Linked DNA regions of Mus musculus: regions 1, 2 and 4 are each linked to region 3. Evidence: chromatin loops called from intact Hi-C (ENCODE). Cell type or tissue: left cerebral cortex. All regions are shown on one strand. Region 1 holds the start of Parp3 (poly (ADP-ribose) polymerase family, member 3). Region 2 overlaps Dusp7 (dual specificity phosphatase 7). Region 3 overlaps Poc1a (POC1 centriolar protein A). Region 4 holds the start of Gm33616 (a long non-coding RNA gene).

Evidence for each region. A loop is a pair of places that touch in the nucleus more often than their neighbours do. Peaks named below come from ENCODE experiments on the same cell type or tissue, not always from the same donor. Only the 100,000 strongest peaks of a DNase experiment are listed, where the experiment ranks them.
Region 1: it touches region 3 in a loop (6-fold over the local background); 12 of 42 quality-filtered maps call a loop at or near these places.
Region 2: it touches region 3 in a loop (6-fold over the local background); 12 of 42 quality-filtered maps call a loop at or near these places.
Region 4: a loop joins it to region 3, with 6 times the contacts of the local background. A loop is called at or near these places in 22 of 42 quality-filtered maps.

Annotation. Positions count from the first base shown.
Region 1 is chr9:106,475,201-106,479,200 of GRCm38, forward strand. Parp3 (poly (ADP-ribose) polymerase family, member 3) reads right to left here and starts at 1,749. Exons shown (of 11, transcript NM_145619.3): 1 at 1,293-1,749; 2 at 599-782. The coding sequence starts at 775. It overlaps Rrp9 (RRP9, small subunit (SSU) processome component, homolog (yeast)), which reads left to right and starts at 2,109. Exons shown (of 15, transcript NM_145620.4): 1 at 2,109-2,234; 2 at 2,471-2,553. The coding sequence starts at 2,148. In left cerebral cortex, a CTCF peak has its summit at 1,797 (motif pointing left); DNase peaks (open chromatin) are centred at 1,071 and 1,939; H3K4me3 peaks cover 1,886 bases; H3K27ac peaks cover 1,600 bases.
Region 2 is chr9:106,369,945-106,373,944 of GRCm38, forward strand. Dusp7 (dual specificity phosphatase 7) reads left to right here. Exons shown (of 3, transcript NM_153459.4): 2 at 757-1,191; 3 at 3,695-4,000. Among named protein-coding and RNA genes, the nearest start is that of Dusp7, 3.3 kb to the left of the region's middle. In left cerebral cortex, a CTCF peak has its summit at 1,989 (motif pointing right); DNase peaks (open chromatin) are centred at 61, 311, 949, 1,546 and 3 more places; H3K4me3 peaks cover 4,000 bases; H3K27ac peaks cover 4,000 bases.
Region 3 is chr9:106,287,011-106,291,010 of GRCm38, forward strand. It overlaps Poc1a (POC1 centriolar protein A), which reads left to right. Exons shown (of 11, transcript NM_027354.2): 6 at 981-1,096. Among named protein-coding and RNA genes, the nearest start is that of Poc1a, 8.0 kb to the left of the region's middle. In left cerebral cortex, CTCF peaks have their summits at 348 and 2,034 (motif pointing right); DNase peaks (open chromatin) are centred at 2,047, 3,069 and 3,878; H3K4me3 peaks cover 400 bases; H3K27ac peaks cover 1,946 bases.
Region 4 is chr9:106,419,609-106,423,608 of GRCm38, forward strand. Gm33616 (a long non-coding RNA gene) reads right to left here and starts at 1,896. Exons shown (of 3, transcript XR_001779299.2): 1 at 1,678-1,896. In left cerebral cortex, CTCF peaks have their summits at 829 (motif pointing right) and 2,410 (motif pointing left); DNase peaks (open chromatin) are centred at 1,696 and 2,371; H3K4me3 peaks cover 467 bases; H3K27ac peaks cover 1,357 bases.

The DNA.
Region 1 (4,000 bases), 190 kb after region 3:
TCATGGGGGGGGCCTTGTCTTTGGCACTTGGGTGTCTCTGCCCTTGGGGGGCAGGGTCACAGTCTGACTGGATGTGATGAAGCCCTGCTGTGGGCTTGGGAATTTGGAGAGGATGCAGCTGCTTCCTGGGTGGGGGAATCTGAAAAAAGACCTGGCTCTGCCCTGAGGGCTCAGTTTGAGGGAACACGGAAGAGGGTCCCGGGGGAAATTGAGTCAGGCCCCTTCCTTGAGTGTGATGCACCCTAGTGTCTGATGGTCAGACATGGTACACCTTGACCCAATGGAATAACAGCCCACCTTGGCAGTCTTCAGAAGACAGGTACGCAATCCCTGGCTAGAACAGAGAACCCAAGGAGGAGAAAGAAGGCTGTGGTCTGCCAGGCGGTGGTGGCCCACGCCTTTAATCCCAGCACTTGGGAGACAGAGACAGGCGGATTTCTGAATTCGAGGCCAGAGGCCAGCCTGGTCTACAAAATGAGTTCCAGGACAGCCAGGGCCATACAGAGAAACCCTGTCTTGAAAAACAACAACACAACAAAACAAGCAAACAAAAACAAACAAACAAAAAGGCTGCGGTCTGAACATGGCTTCAGCTCACCTGTATCCCGGGGTTCCGGCTGAATGGACATGAGGGGTCCACACGGATGACCCGATTATCAGCAGGTGCTGCTCTGAGAGCCTCGGCAGTGGACCGGAAGCTGTCCTCCTCCTCTGTCCCTTGTCGCCGCTTCTTGGAGCCCTCAGTCTGCACAGAGGCCTTTCGTTTTGGAGCCATGGTTCTCCTGGGGCAAGAGGTAGGGAGCGTTCAGATTTGCCCTTTAGGAGGCTGGCCTCCTACTCCTTGGTTTACATATCCCCATCTCCAAACCTGCACTTTGTACCTCAGAGATGCAGAAGCTTAGAGCCCGTCAGTTCTGCCCACCCTGGAGTTAGGAAGCAGTTGGCTCGAGGTGTTCCCCGAGGCAGCAGAAAAAGTGAAAGCCGGCTCACCCCACCCACGCTGGGGCCCTTCCCCTTCTAGAACATTTCCTCCTCCTGTCAGTCATCTGGCTAGGTTGCTGGGCTGAATCATCTGAGCTACAGGGGAAGGACCCTATAAGTTGCCCTTCTGCAGCTGGATCTACCTCTCTAGAGCTTAGGACCAAGTGGTGTAGCCTTTTGCTAACAGTCCTGAGTTCTGGGGTGCCAGCCAAAGTTTCAGGCTTTCAAGTGCCAGAGAGAGCAAGAGCCACTTTAACCTCACCCTTCCCTGCCCTGCAGAGGACTCTAGGGCAGGGCCAAAGGACACTCACCCAAATGAAACAGGACCCTGGAAGAGGTGGCTGTTATCCAGCCCGGTATCAGGAATGCTGAATGTGCCTCCTAAGAAACAAGTTCCAAGTCTGGGATCCCATCTAGCGACCCTTCGTGAGCCTTCAGCTAGTTTTTGGTAGGGATTTCCCAGCAATCACGTGAGGAGGGGAAAGAGCTTGGGGGTGGTGTAGAATTCCAGCTTTTGGCCGCTAGTGGGGTGAGTCAGAGGCTGGGTAGGCTGAGGTTGGTGGCCAGTCCCAGAGATGAAATGACAGTAATGTAGACGTATCCAAAGCCGCTCGGACTGACTGGCCCCTCATGCAGCTTTGACTAGGCACATACAGCATATATCCATTATTTGCCCGGTGATTTTGGCTCTGGGTTCGGATGCTGTCTCCTCTCCAGAGCTGCCTGAATTCCATTCCTTAAGTTTTAGAGTCTGGTTGTATTAGCTTCAATCGCTGTTCCAGCGGAAAAATCACAGAACCCCGCACCTCTGGCTCCACCTTGTGGCCATAAGACGCAAGCACCGCATGCCCTCCTGGCCCCACCCCTCCCTGCTAGTCAGGCGTTAGCAGAGCGCAAGCGCCACAGGCCCAGGCCGGAAATCGCAAGAGAGACTTGCTTCCTACTCCAGGCTGGCGCCGGAGCCTATAGGAGCTCTTGAAGGCGTGTCCAGCTGCGTCGGTCCAATAGACGTTTGGGGGCGTGGCAGGATCTTCTCAAGGGCCCAATGGAGCTGCGGAAGGTGGGGCCCGCTGCGCCGTGGGAACCTATCAGGGCTCCGGGTCTTGCCATGCGGCTGGGGTTTAGCAGCCATGTGAGTTCTTCGGGGTAGCGGCACCTTGAACAGTATGTCGACCGCCGTGGCAACTCGTAAGCGGGCAAAGCCAGCTCCCGGGCCCGGGGCGGCTCCGGTGGCCGGCAAGCGGCGGCGAAAGGTGAGCATGGTGTACTCTTGGGCGCGACCGATCTAGCTCCTGGGAGAGCCATCGTTCCATCCCAGGGCCCCCATCGGGGCAAGTATCTTTGCCAAGGGCTCCGTCAGAAGGAAGCCTACATCTCTTTTCTTCTATCCACCAAATCCTGGGAAACCTTCTACTTGGCCAGGGCCAGGTGCTACTTGCCTCTCTCAGTCCTGGGCCTCGTGACCAAGAGAGGATCGTTTGATTTCCAGGTAGACTCTGCTGCGGACAGGGGCAAGTCCAAGGGTGGCGGCAAAATGAATGAAGAGATTTCCAGCGATTCTGAGAGCGAGAGGTGAGTTTTTACCGGGAGGAAGGATAAACGGAGGCTCGTGGTGACTAGAAGACTCAGTGCGACTGGCAACAGAGCTGGGTGTTTGGCTCGAGATCCTGGGTCTACCCTCCAGTTTCCGGCAGTGAGATATCGTCGTTTATCTCTGATGTGTCTATGGGGAAGACGCTGGGCTCCTGTGGGAGGGAGAGCTTGGGACCTTTTTTCGCTTTATGACATGGAGGCAGGCACAGGTCTGGATTGATTGAGAGGCAAGGAGAGAACGGTACAGAACACATCCTCCTGTTCTTAATTCCATCTTCACACAGTACCACAACGACTGGTGTCCTTGGGCACCTTTTTGAGATGAGGTCTCTGTTGTTTTGCCCAAGGTGGCCTTGATCTCCTGGGTTCGAATGATCCTAGGCTTCAGCTTTGTACTGTCACATATGTAGCCTTCCTAACATTAGGGTCTTGTTTCACTGTTGCGAACACGGGTGAGCAGGCAAGTGGAGAGAGGCCGTGTCAGTGTCTGCAGGTGTGTATCTTGGAGACATGTGTTGTGAGAACAGAAGAAGCCTTTTAAAAAGTTGAGCCTGGAGAGACGAGGAGTGTCCTGGAGCGGTAGGGAAGAGGTTCAGGGACCAGAGACAAATCTGGGGTATTAGTGTGCCAGGGTGGAAGGAAGAAAGGATAAACCGGCAGGTGATAGGTACAGGCCAGGGTAGCCGTGAACTTAAGAGATCTGCCTGCTTCTGCCTCCCGAGTGCCAGGATTACAGACCTGGCTATCAGTTCTGCTTCTAAAAGTGAATATGTGGTGCCTTAATTTGCTCAGCTTTTTTTTTTTTTTTTTGGCAAGGTTTTTCCACGTAGCCATGGCTGTCCTGGAACAACCTGTATAGATCAGGCTGGCCTTAACCTCAAAGACATTGCCTGCTTCTGCCTCCAGGACCTGTGCTAAACACTTTGGGTATTTATTTATTTATTTATTTATTTATTTATGTGTGTGTGTGTACATGCTGATGCCCATGGGAGACCGAGGACATTGGAGCCCCTGGAACTGTCACATCAGGGGGTTGCGAGCGAGCCACCTGAGGGGTGCTGGGACTGAACCCAGGGTCGCTGTAAGAACAGCAGGAGTTCTTAGCCGATGAGCCATTTTTTTCCAGCCCATTCTTTACCACCTCTTAAGTCTTTTAACTTGTGTCACGAAATAAATGTGATAACTACAGAAGCACCACTCAGTTTTCTTCTGCTGATCTAACTTGGGTGAAAGTAAAAATAAATGCGTACACACCTTAAATTCAGGGTTGAAACAGCTTTTCTTTCAAAAGGGATTTTTTTTTTAAACAAAAAGTGGTGCTGGGCGTGGTGGCGCACACCTTTAATTCCTCAGTACCTAGGAGGCAGAGGCAGACAGATCTGTGAGTTTGAGGCCAGCCTGGGCTACGTGGCGAAAATATGTCTTG
Region 2 (4,000 bases), 83 kb after region 3:
TGAGGGGAGCTATTGGCTGCAGCCGGTGTTTCCAATTAACATTCCAAAATGGCCTCTTGCTGGCAGCAGACAGGCTGGGAGGGGAGGGGAGTCCTGCGGCACCCTCGGGTGCCGCAGGGCCATGTCTAGCTTCATGGTGTTCCTTGTCTCTCCTGTCCTTGTCTAGCCCCCGTGGCCCCTCTCTTTGAGTCACATGCAGTGTGTCGGGTGCTTGTCCAGGGAAGGTGAATCGCTAGTACCCGGTTCCCCTCTTGCTGGGGAAAGGGACTTCACACCACCCTCCCCAAGTGTGGTTGCTTGGACTCTGCCTCTGACAGGCCCATAGGTGTTCTGGCTCCTCTCTCTTTGGAATAGGGGTTTGCTGACCTACAGGTGCTGGCCTGCGATGGGTTTGTTGGCCTTTCTTTGCCCATTGGCCACTACTGAGCAAGCACTCAGGTGTGTTGATGTATGTGGGAGGTATGGAAGAGAAAGGAGCTGGTACTTGACCTCAGGTGCTCTATATCAAGCCATAGGGCCAGTATACTTTAACAGTTACAGAACCCACTCAAAGCCTCAGTTCCCTTAACTGTGAAGTGGTGATTTTTTAGATGGCCAGAACATGAGTGAGTCCGTGTGTGATGTATTAGGCATGGTCACATTGTCCTTTGACATGGACATGTTGTGTGAGTCCTGACCGTTAATAGTCTTTTGTGGCCCATTTGGACTCACCAGACACCCCACCACCCACCACCCCCAATCTTGCCCTGACCACAGGTGGTTTCAACAAGTTCCAGACGGAATACTCCGAGCATTGTGAGACTAACGTGGACAGCTCGTCCTCCCCGAGTGGCTCGCCACCCACCTCCGTGCTGGGCCTGGGGGGCCTGCGCATCAGCTCTGACTGCTCAGACGGCGAGTCGGACCGAGAGCTGCCCAGCAGTGCCACTGAGTCGGATGGCAGCCCTGTACCATCCAGCCAGCCGGCCTTTCCAGTCCAGATCCTGCCCTACCTCTACCTCGGCTGTGCCAAGGACTCTACCAACCTGGATGTACTTGGCAAATACGGCATCAAATACATCCTCAACGTCACACCCAACCTGCCCAACGCCTTTGAGCACGGTGGTGAGTTCACCTACAAGCAAATCCCCATCTCTGACCACTGGAGCCAGAACCTCTCTCAGTTCTTCCCCGAGGCCATCAGCTTCATTGGTAGGTGTCTTTGTCTGGGCAGAGGGGGTGGGTGGGTGGGTGGGTGAGCGAGGCAAGGTGTGTGAGGGACGCTGGGTGTCGCCCCTGCCCAACTGGGTACCTCTGGGCCTGTCGAGACCTGTGTGTGCACTGCATGTGCCGGCATGTGCCCGTGGGTGTACCCGTGCTTGCTGTGACTCACGGAGTCCCTCGGGCACCTCTACCTGTTAGGACCTGAGCAGTCCCCTGAATCCTGGATTCCCCCAGCTCTCAGTACCTATTGGACTCTATGGTCCAACCTGTGTTTTTCTGGCTTTGCTGTAGTTTCAGGCGTAGCAAGCTGAAACATCACAGCTCACAGACTCCCACGGGTCTCAGTAGCTCTGCATCACGCCTCGGCACATGTGTCTCTGCAGCATGGGGCTGTCACGACGCCTCTTTTGGCTTTATTATGCTTCTGAGAGGGCTAGGAGGTAGCCCAGGGAACCAGACTGTCCCTAACCTGACACAGTGCTCTGGACATGGGGTGCCCTCCAGTGTCTCTGTGGGATCCAGGTGCTCTTAGCTGCCTCATAGAGAAGGTGGAGGCAGCTTGAGGAAGGTCTCTGTCCCCGACCTCAGCTGACTCTGGCTCCTCCTTCTGCTCCCTCCTTGGCCAGCTGGCCTGGAGGTCATCCTTTCTGGCCTCAGGTCTTAACCAGGCAGCCAGGAAAGGGCACAGGCTCAGGATAAACAGAAACCTTATGCTCTGCGAGCCTGACCAGCCTCCAGTGTCGGGGTGAGGGGGACCTGGGCAGTGTTTTCCAGATTGATGGCCACAGTGTCCAGCTGAGGGCGTTTAGTGTCAGCTGGGCTGGGCTAACTTTAACAACAGGAAGTGGGAGGCTTCCCCCGCCTCATCCGCTTACAGGGAACCAAAACTAGGTGCCCGGGCTGGGAGGAAGGAAGGAAGCTGAGGTCTGGGGGAGGGGCTGCCTAGAGCTTCCAAGCCTGCCCCAGGGGACAGAGCCAAGCAGTCTGGAGGTGCAGCCTCAGCATTTGGGCTCCCACAAGAAGGGAAGGCACAGAGAGAAGGACCCCAGGTTGCTCAGGACTAAAGCCAGGCTTGTGGATGGTTTTATTATCTCCTCCATTTCTGGTGAGACCCAAGGAAAGAGTCCAGGATGCAGAGGTGGAAGAGAAGGTTCCCAGATATGATGATAAGTGAATCAGGCCCCCCACTCCCTCATTTGGACTCCCCGAGACAGGCCTGAGCCACACTTCGAAAGCTCTGTGGGTCATCTGGGAGTGACCCTACCGTGTCACTCTGAGGGCTTTTCCCTCACCCCTTTCCCAAATTTCAAAGTCAGACCACTTGACTCCTTACAGAGCCACAACTGCCCCCTGTCCTGCCCCTAACACCAGGAGCCATCGGCCAGGCTGCCAATCCTACTGTTTGCTTAGGAGGTCTGCTAGGTGAACAGAGATGATGAGGGGAGCCTGGCCAGGCCAGAGACAGTAAAGAATAACCGGTAACTGTCCTACAGGAGAGCATCAGTTGTCAGCTGTGTCCCTGGCACAGGAGGCTTGGAGGCAGGGATCGTAAGGAGCCTGGGACTGTCACTTGTTAGCTCATGCCCCTAGCAGCTGTGGTACAGAAAGAAGCTACTGCTGGAGGGTCTAGGGGAGAAGAGCCCGGTGGCACTGTTCAGTAGCTCAGTCAGTATTTGCAGAATTCATGCTATGTCTCAGACAGTGGTGTCCTTGGTGGCCCTGGAGAAGCCTAGAAGGGTGTAGGGAGGAAAGGGACTGCCCGTGGCAGGAGATGCTATTCTCATCTCTGGGTCTTCAGGAGCTGGAGTTAGGACCTAGGAGACTGAGAGGGTAGAATAGTACATGGCCATGCTGGGCCCAGCTGCCCACTTCTTTGCACAGGTGCTTGCCCCAAACCCTCATCCTAGGATGTGCTGGAGTCCCCAAGGGAGCAGGTGCGGAGTGGAAGGACACTCTGTGTGCCCTTGTCGCTTCATTTCTACATCCGTTTTCGCTTTGACACGATGGGCTGCCTGGCTGTGGTGTCATCAGGAGGATGTGGGTGACACCCTGTGTACCACTTGTGGCCATGTGGGACGAGAAGTGATCCCAGGGGTGACAGTAATTTGGGCTTGGTGAACCCCCTTGCCTCAGGTCCCTACAAAAGCACTGACAAATACCTGGGCAGTAGTCAGGGACACCTTTCACTCCAGCAGTCCAGCAGGCAGAGGCAGGCAGATCTCTTGAGTTTGAGGCCAGCCTGGTCTACAGAGTGAGTTCTGAGATAGCCATAGCTACACAGAGAGACCCTGTCTCTTAAATTGAGCTGTGTAACAGAGGATGCTGAGACCCCACTGGTGGCCAGGGTGATCAGCATGGTATTATTGTCCTCTCACACCCTATCCATGCTGGGCTTTATCAGGCCCTTAAAGCACCTTCCTGTGCCTCTGCCCTTCTGTCCTAGGGGTTCCTTGGAGATGGCTCTACTCTGACCCGTGTCCCTGTGTTTCAGATGAAGCCCGCTCCAAGAAGTGTGGTGTCTTGGTGCACTGCCTAGCAGGCATCAGCCGTTCAGTGACAGTTACTGTAGCCTACCTGATGCAGAAGATGAACCTGTCCCTCAACGACGCCTATGACTTCGTCAAGAGGAAAAAGTCTAACATCTCGCCCAACTTCAACTTCATGGGGCAGCTGCTGGACTTTGAGCGGACGCTGGGGCTCAGCAGCCCATGCGACAACCACGCACCCAGTGAGCAGCTCTACTTCTCCACGCCCACCAACCATAACCTGTTCCCGATCAACACGCTCGAGTCCACGT
Region 3 (4,000 bases):
CCGGGGCTGGGGCCATCTGCTTTTCCTAGGAGCTTTTCCCTTTCCTTTGTGGATGAAGAGTTAAGCCCCACCCTTACCCCGTGGACAGCAGAAATCCTTTACCTAAAGTCACACAATAATTTGGCCTCTTTTACTCCCTTTTAGTTTCTAGTTCTCAAAATTATAATGTGTCTCTCTGAGCATTGAATCAACCCCCCAAACTTCTTGTTAAGACTTAGTGTCACCGTGGTAGTGGCTCTACATTCTGTGCCAAATTACACATGAGAGTCGGAGGAGCCTGCCTCTGAGCAGGGATTTAGCTCTTCTGCATGTCTAAGCAGACTGCATCCTTAAGCTAGGACTCACCAGCAGGGGCCCCTGCAGAGTGCCTGAGTGTTTGCATTGAAGGCTCTTGACCTGTCTTCTAAGACAGATGGGTGAGCAGCCCTGTAGCCCTGCTAGACCCTCCCACCCACTCCCCAGTTGGTGGGACCCGTCGTGGAGCTAGCCCTGGCAAAAGAACTCTAGAGCAACTTGGCTGACCTATTGGTCTGAAGATAGCTATCTCTACTGGTAGTTAAAAAATCAGCAGTGGGCTGGGTGTGTTACATTCACACACACACACACACACACACACACACCCCTGTAATCTTAGTCCTGAGGAAGGGAGGTGAGAAGGCCGGCCAGGGCAACATACTGAACACACACACACACACACACACACACACACACACCTGTAATCTTAGTCCTGAGGAAGGGAGGTGAGAAGGCCGGCCAGGGCAACATACTGAATATAGAGGTGTTGCCTCAAAAAAACTTAAAGATGGGTGGGAGGGACATGGTCCCTGATAAGTCTACTTTTTGTCACTGCTGGTCACTGTTGTCACTTGCTGTTTGGTCTCTGGCTACCTGATAAAGCAGCATGTTCCAGGTTGAGGGATCTGTGTGAGTGGACACACAGGGAAGACCTCTTACGGTATCTGACCGCTCTGTCTCTCCAGTTTTGTCACCTACGTGGACTTCCACCCCAGTGGTACCTGCATTGCTGCTGCCGGCATGGACAACACGGTGAAGGTGTGGGATGCGCGGACTCATCGGCTGTTGCAGCATTATCAGTGTGAGTGTTGAGCAGTGTCCCAGACCCACAGGCAGCCACTGCTGAGACCGTGCTAGGGCCGGCCATTTGCTTCATTGCTGTGGTGCTTACATAGGCTCAAGGACAGCCCCGAGCTGGGAGGATTCCTGTTGCTGTGGGGTTCGCCAGGATGAGTAGTTGTCGCTATAGTCATCTTGGCTTGGAAAGTTGGTCAGGTGGTGCCCCGTTATGAGATAGCAGAGTCTCACGCACACTGTAGCTGTGGAGTCTTGGTTGAGTTTCTGGCTAGGACTGTACCGAGACCTACTTCTTGATACCCCCATACTACTCATCTCTTCCTGTGACAGAGATGACTTTCCGGGGTCAAGGAGACAGGGCTGCCCAAAGAGGTTGGTGGGACCTTGGTCTCATGTTATCTTCCACAGCTCTGCCTAGAGCCATGAACCACGTAGAAGGTTGACTTTAGCTGGGGGCCAGGCCCTGGTACCAGGCCTAGGCCTACGGCCCGTTCTTTAACATCTGCATCTGTGGATGCAGAGCACGGGGAGTTGACGGTGGGTTTGGAGTTCAGTCTTTAGCACTCTCTACCCCACTATTCCCATAAGCCTTTCTGGGTTGATTGTTGGATGTTGGAAAGCAACACTTTCTTGGGTAACTGAGGTGAGCGGACCTCCAGGAATTGGGAGAAGTTCCTGGTTTGGGACAGGACAAAGTGGAGTGTGGATTCTGTAGGCAGCTTCAGCATTCTCAGCTGTTTGACACTAGGTAAGTCAGTGGACTCCTCCAAGCTCTTGGGACAGTGATAGGGTTCGTCTTACAGGGTTTGACTTAGCTCTTGTTAAGAATGAAGAGTGACTGGCACAGCATGGGAACAGTGACAGAGATGTGGCTGCTGGTCCCAAGTGTTCAGGAGTCGCCCAGTGACTTGCTGAGGCATACATACAGTCCACGGTGCCACCACCAGGTGGCAGGGCTCAGTCACAAGAACTAGGTCTTTCCTGTTGAGAGCCTAGGCATCAAGCATTGATGTTCTTTCAGAGGCTCCTAGAGCAGGACAGGTGTGTGTGTGTGTGTGTGCAGGCTTAGGGGGCCTTCCTCCTGGAGAGCTGTGCTCCCCACTTCAGGCTCAGAGACTTATTTTCTGTTCTGGCCCAGGCCCAAATAAAGGACTAGTGTTGAGCCTGGACGCTGTCTCCATGTTGACTGGTGACAGTGGCAGAGCAAGGAGGGTTTGAGCAGGGAGAGATGAGACAGAAAAGTGAGCAGGAGCGCAGGCTGTGTTCTCTGACCCTTGCCCACGAGGTGGAAATCTGATGAGAGAGTATTATAGGTATTAAGGTATAGTGCTTGGTGAGGTTTGGGGGAAGAAGATTTCTGGCTGTCTCTGGGAGAGTCTCTCTGATGGATTGGGAGCCTCAGCCTGGTATTCATGAGTTATAGCAACATGTACGAACACATTGGAAGGCTTTGAATGCCACCTTTAAATGTAAGACTCCAAATCCTAGTGGCTGGTAACTCTGGGGCCTGGCACTTGGAGCAAATAGAGGAGGGGCATTTGAGAGGACAAGTGCTGCGTGAGATTCTGCTGCGATGTGTGGTTGATAGGCCCTGGTCATTGCTCTGTGGGTTTCCATGCAGTGTAGCATAAATCAGAGAGTGGTCAGGCCAAGGGAACTGCTTTATGTAGAATGAGTAGAGGTGGAAGCTGATGCTGTCTTGGTGGTGGGGCCACCTGGGCCTTGGGGGTCTCCACCGCAGCCAGAGGGAGACCCATGAGATAGCGGGGGAGGGCAGAGCCCTGAGGAGACTGGGATCTTAGGAGGGGACCGGCAGGAGGTGGGGGAGTACAGAAGAGGTAGGAGACAACTGTGGGTTTCAAGGGAGTGGGCAGAAGTGCAGCTCGGGGCTGGCAGGGCCAGGCAGTATGTGGACTTGGGTGAGCACCAACGCCAAGTTCCGAGTGGACTGGAGTGCTTGCAACCCACAGGTTCCTCTGAAAGCTTTCAGTGGGCGTTTGCTGCTGTCCTTGCCTCTTGGGATGGAACTCCTCAGCCAGGCTGCAGGGTCCTATTTCTCGGCTGTCCTGGTGTGTATCGGAGCCTAGTGGGGACTTTGTGCAGCCTATAAACACAGCAGGCTTCCTCCTGAGCTTCCTGCACAAGGCTGTGGCACCTGGTAGGTGCTCACACGAGAGCAAACTCATCTCTTAGCTTTGGGGATCACCTTCTGGGAGGGGGAGGGAGAAGTATGTCTCACTCTACTCTCTGGTTCTGGGACCCTGAACAGGTCTGCTCAAGTCAAGGGCCTTTGCAGAGAGCTCCTCGGCTAAAACCCTGCCAGGGAGGATCACGCCTCTCCAGTGCACATGTGGGTCTGTTGGAGGCTCCTAGCACTGTTGTGGCAGCAAACCTCTGATCTCTCCTCTGTTCCAGATTGAAGGTGAAACCCAGGTGAAGGTCTTAAGGACGCAGAGTCCAAATGGCTCCCCTGGCAATTCGGGATGGTTGCCAGACCCTTCTGAGTAGCTTTCTGATTTGAGAGGCTGCTGGGTTCTTGTAAGAGACGTGGTTAGAGCTACTGCAGTGTGCACCCGGCGGCCCCGTGCTCTTGCTTCCTGCCCTCGCCTCAGTTGTTGGAGTAAAGCTTGCTTCAGCTTTGAGCTACAGCCTGGAGTCGTGCTCTTTATCTAAGGCCCTCCCAGGCAAGGTGCTTCTTGGCTCCTCCCTATCACTTCAAGGAGCGGTTCTGATTTCCTAATTCAGCAAGGAGCCGATGGGCTGCTGGTGGAGCCCTGACAGTGCCGGTTCCCATGGAGGTGGTTAAGTGCCATATGCTCAGAGCCCACGTTACGACTGTTCAGACATCTGAGCAGCAGCCCCCGCCATCCCCGAAACCCAGAGTCTGCTTTGCGGTGTACGAACATGT
Region 4 (4,000 bases), 130 kb after region 3:
AACCATGCAAAGCTTCCCAGAGAAACACACACACACACACACACACACACACACACACACACACACACACTGCCAGCTTTCTAGAGTTTCAAAAATGCAGTAACGGATTGAAGAAGTCTGGATCAGCTGGGAGGACTGTAGGGAGCACCTGGCCTTTGTTCTGTCCACCCTGCTACGCCTTCCTCCCTCTGTCTGACTCCACAGACCTGCCTTTTCACAAGGGGGCTCCCAGGCCTCTTCTCCATCTCCTGCTCCCTCTCTGCCCGACCTCTCCACTCTGGGTGCCCTGTTCCACAGCCTCCAGCCACTTGGTGATGGTAGTAGTGCTTTGCCAGTCAGACATGAGTTTGGGACTTAAGCCTTACAAATCTGCCAGGTGGCACCTGAGGGTCCCTTTGTACCTACAGTGTCACAAGAATTTCCCCAGCTTGAGGCAAGTGGGAAGGTTTAGCATTCCCTGGATAGTTGGTTGAGTGTCCTACCCAGTGCTGGGATGGGAGTCCCAGCGCTCACTGCCACATCCCCTTTTTTAGGGGACACATGAGGAGTTCAGGGGCATCCCTGCAGATCTCCCGCTAATCAGCCTCTAGAACTACCTCCTTCCCTGTCTCATCTTCCCCACCTATAAGGCCTGTTTTTTTTTTAAATGTATATATACACACACACATATATATATATGTGTGTGTGTGTGTGTATGTGTATATATATATATATATATATGTATATATACATATACATATAAAATATATGCTATTGCTTTCTTCAGACACACCGGAAGAGGGCATAGGATCCCATTACAGATGGTTGTGTTGTGAGCCACCATGTGGTTGCTGGGAATTGAACTCAGGACATTTGGAAGACCAGCCAGTGCTCTTAGCTGCTGAGCTGTTGATCTTCAGGCCCCTGCTTCGGATCGGTTTCCTAAATTTGGCAAGGGAGGCTCCCGAGTCACAGCCTCAGGCAAGAGGGCTGGAGCTCAGAGAGTTGAAGCTTTTAGTCTTTGGGCCTTGATAGTCCCATCATCCATTCAGAGGAATTCTTTGAAAGGTCACATCATCCTGCCCTCTCTCCCCTTCCAAGAGCCTTCCAGATGATCCCCAGGGAGGGGAGGTCCAGGGAGGCAGTCAAAGCTTTAACCCCAGGGCTGCTTGGTGAACAGAGTCCTCCCTCTCCTACCCCCCCCCCGGGGGCCCCTCTTTAGCCTGGGCTAGGGAGGTGGATGGAGGGGGGGAGAAGATGAGATGGGAATCCAGACAAGAAGGGGTTACAGGAGAAAGGGGAACTGGAAGGGGGTTGTGGTTGTCAAGGCAACGGCATTGCTGGGGTCAGTGGAGGCTGCTGGGGAGGGAAAGGAGAGGGGTGTCCCTCTCAGCTTGCAGCTTCAGAGCTTCAGTCTTCCTGTCCTGACACTCTTTGTTTTAAAAAAAAAAAAAGAGTCGCCTTACCCTCCTTTTGTGTCTGGAGGTGGGAGAGGGGAGCCACTTCGGGGATTTGCCCTGTCTTGCTGAGCTCACCTCATCCATCCATTCCTCCCCTCCCGCCCTCCCCTCTGCTCAGTTTCTAACTCTGAGCGAGCTTGGTTCTCACCTGCCAGCCCATCTTCCCAGAGCAACAACCCAGCCCTGACTTGAGCTGGTGGGAGCCTGTCCCCCTCCCCCGGACACACATAACACATACCTCCTTTATGGGCCCGCTGAAGGTTGCAAGGAGAGTCGGAGCAGAAAAGCCACCCCTACTCCAGACTCCTGACATTCCAAGTAAATCATTGGTCAGAGAAGCCAGGGACTTTTATGTCACCTGGATGTCATTGGTATTCTTGCATGGCCTCAAGGAAAACAAACCCCTGGATCCTAGTGTGTACCTAGACCATAAGCTCTCCAGAAGGACCCTGTTTACCCCGCCGTGATGTGGGTGCCCAGGGCATCAGGTTGACCCCAGCCGCTGTGCTACATCTAGAGCCGACCCTCAGCCTCTAGCCTGGGTGCTGGACAGCTTCCTGCTCATTCAGTGTTGGGTGCTGCCAACCGAGGTTCAGTGAGGGGAAATGCTCTTCTAGCCCGTGGAAGTCAGAATTTAAACGTAAGTATTGAAGTCTGTCCCTTTAACCACTGGAAGACTTGGCTTTGGGAAACCTGAAAGTGGCCCAGAGCTGTGCCCAGCGCTGCCCAGGGATTGGCCTTTTCTTCTCCGGGGAAAGATATAGGAGTCGTTAGTCCAGGGTGATCGGAACCAACCTAAAGTCCTCAGGCTGTATCTGCAGATCTGTCTGTCAGAAGGGAATCTGCTGGCTGCTGGGTGGATGGGTGTGGGATCTTCCCAAGGGAGGGAGCAGAGCTGCCATTAGTTGGCCTGCTTGCCCGCTGCAGCTGAACTTCGTCTATGATCCCATACTGCCCCCTTGTGGACAATCTCACATTCCCCACGTGGAATACCTTAGTCCTAGAGGGGCAATCAACTTGGAGCTAAAGGTGGTCTGTTAGGACCTAGCAATATACTGGGCTACACCTCCCACTTCTACTGGAACTAACAGAGCCTGAACCTGGGATAATGTTTCACACAGCACATCTTTCCCCGAGAGACTTTGAAAACCCTTGGCAGGAAGTAAATTTAAGAGCTGTATTTTTTTAACCCTTCATTCCCTGTTGTTTTGTTTGCCTCCAGTCTTCATGACTGTTAGCATATCTCTTGTATTAGGGCACTCACTATATCTGTGAGCAGACAGTGGCTTGAAAACAATGGGAGTGGGGTGGGGTCAGGGTCTCTCCTACCCCAAGGTGACCTGGAATCCTTCATGCAGTCAAAGAGGACCTTGCATTTTTTCCCAATTTTTTATTAGGTATTTACTTCATTTACATTTCAAATGTTATCCTGAAAGCCCCCTATACCCTCCCCCCCCCATCCCTATCCATCCACTCCCACTTCTTGGTGTTTCCCCTGTACTTGGGCATATAAAGTTTGCAAGACCAAGGGGCCTCTCTTCTCAATGATGGCCGGACTAGGACATCTTCTGCTACATATGCAGCTAGAGACACAAGCTCTGGGGGTACTTGACAGCACACCTAAAAGCTCTAGAACAAAAGGAAGCAAATTCACTCAAGAGGAGTAGATGGCAGGAAAATAAGCAAACTCAGGGGAGAAATCAACCAAGAGGAAACAAAAAGAACTATTCAAAGAATCAACCAAACCAGGAGCTGGTTCTTTGAGAAAATCAACAAGATAGATAAACCCTTAGCCAGACTCACTAGAGGGCACAGGGACAGCATCCTAATTAGCAAAATCAGGAATGAAAAGGGAGACATAACAACAGATCCTGAAGAAATCCAAAACACCATCAGATCCTTCTACAAAAGGCTGTACTCAACAAAACTGGAAAGCCTGGATGAAATGGACAAATTTCTAGACAGATACCAGGTACCAAAGTTAAATCAGGATCAGATTAATGACCTAAACAGTCCTATATCCCCTAAAGAAATAGAAGCAGTCATTAATAATCTCCCAACCAAAAAAAAGACCTTGCATTTTTAAAATGTGTGCATTTAATTCTTCAACCTTATGTCAGGTCCCCACATACACACAGTACTATGAAACATGCTGCTAACATGTTACTTTGCTGAGCTGGCTCCTCTGAATCTCACTTAGATTGAGGTGTGGATCTGAAAAGGCCAAAGAAGGCTGGATGGTTTAGAAAGACGGCACGAGGAGGATTGTTCAGTCCGAGTTTGTCTTGGACTTGTTGCACCTTGCTTTAATCCCTCTCTGTCTTACGTCAAAGATGAGACAAACAGACCCCTGCGCTGCTGAGTTCAGCGTGAAGACTATATAGTTCAGAGAAAGGCAAGAGGCTCTTGTCAAGGACAAGACCTGACGCAGGCTGGAGTCAAGGCGAGAACCACTTCCTCAAAGGCAGTGCTGAGCAAGATGGCGCGCTCTTTAAAATCTCAGCCCTTGGGAGGCAGAGGCAGAGCTCTTGTGAGTTTGAGGTCAGTCTAGTCTAAATATT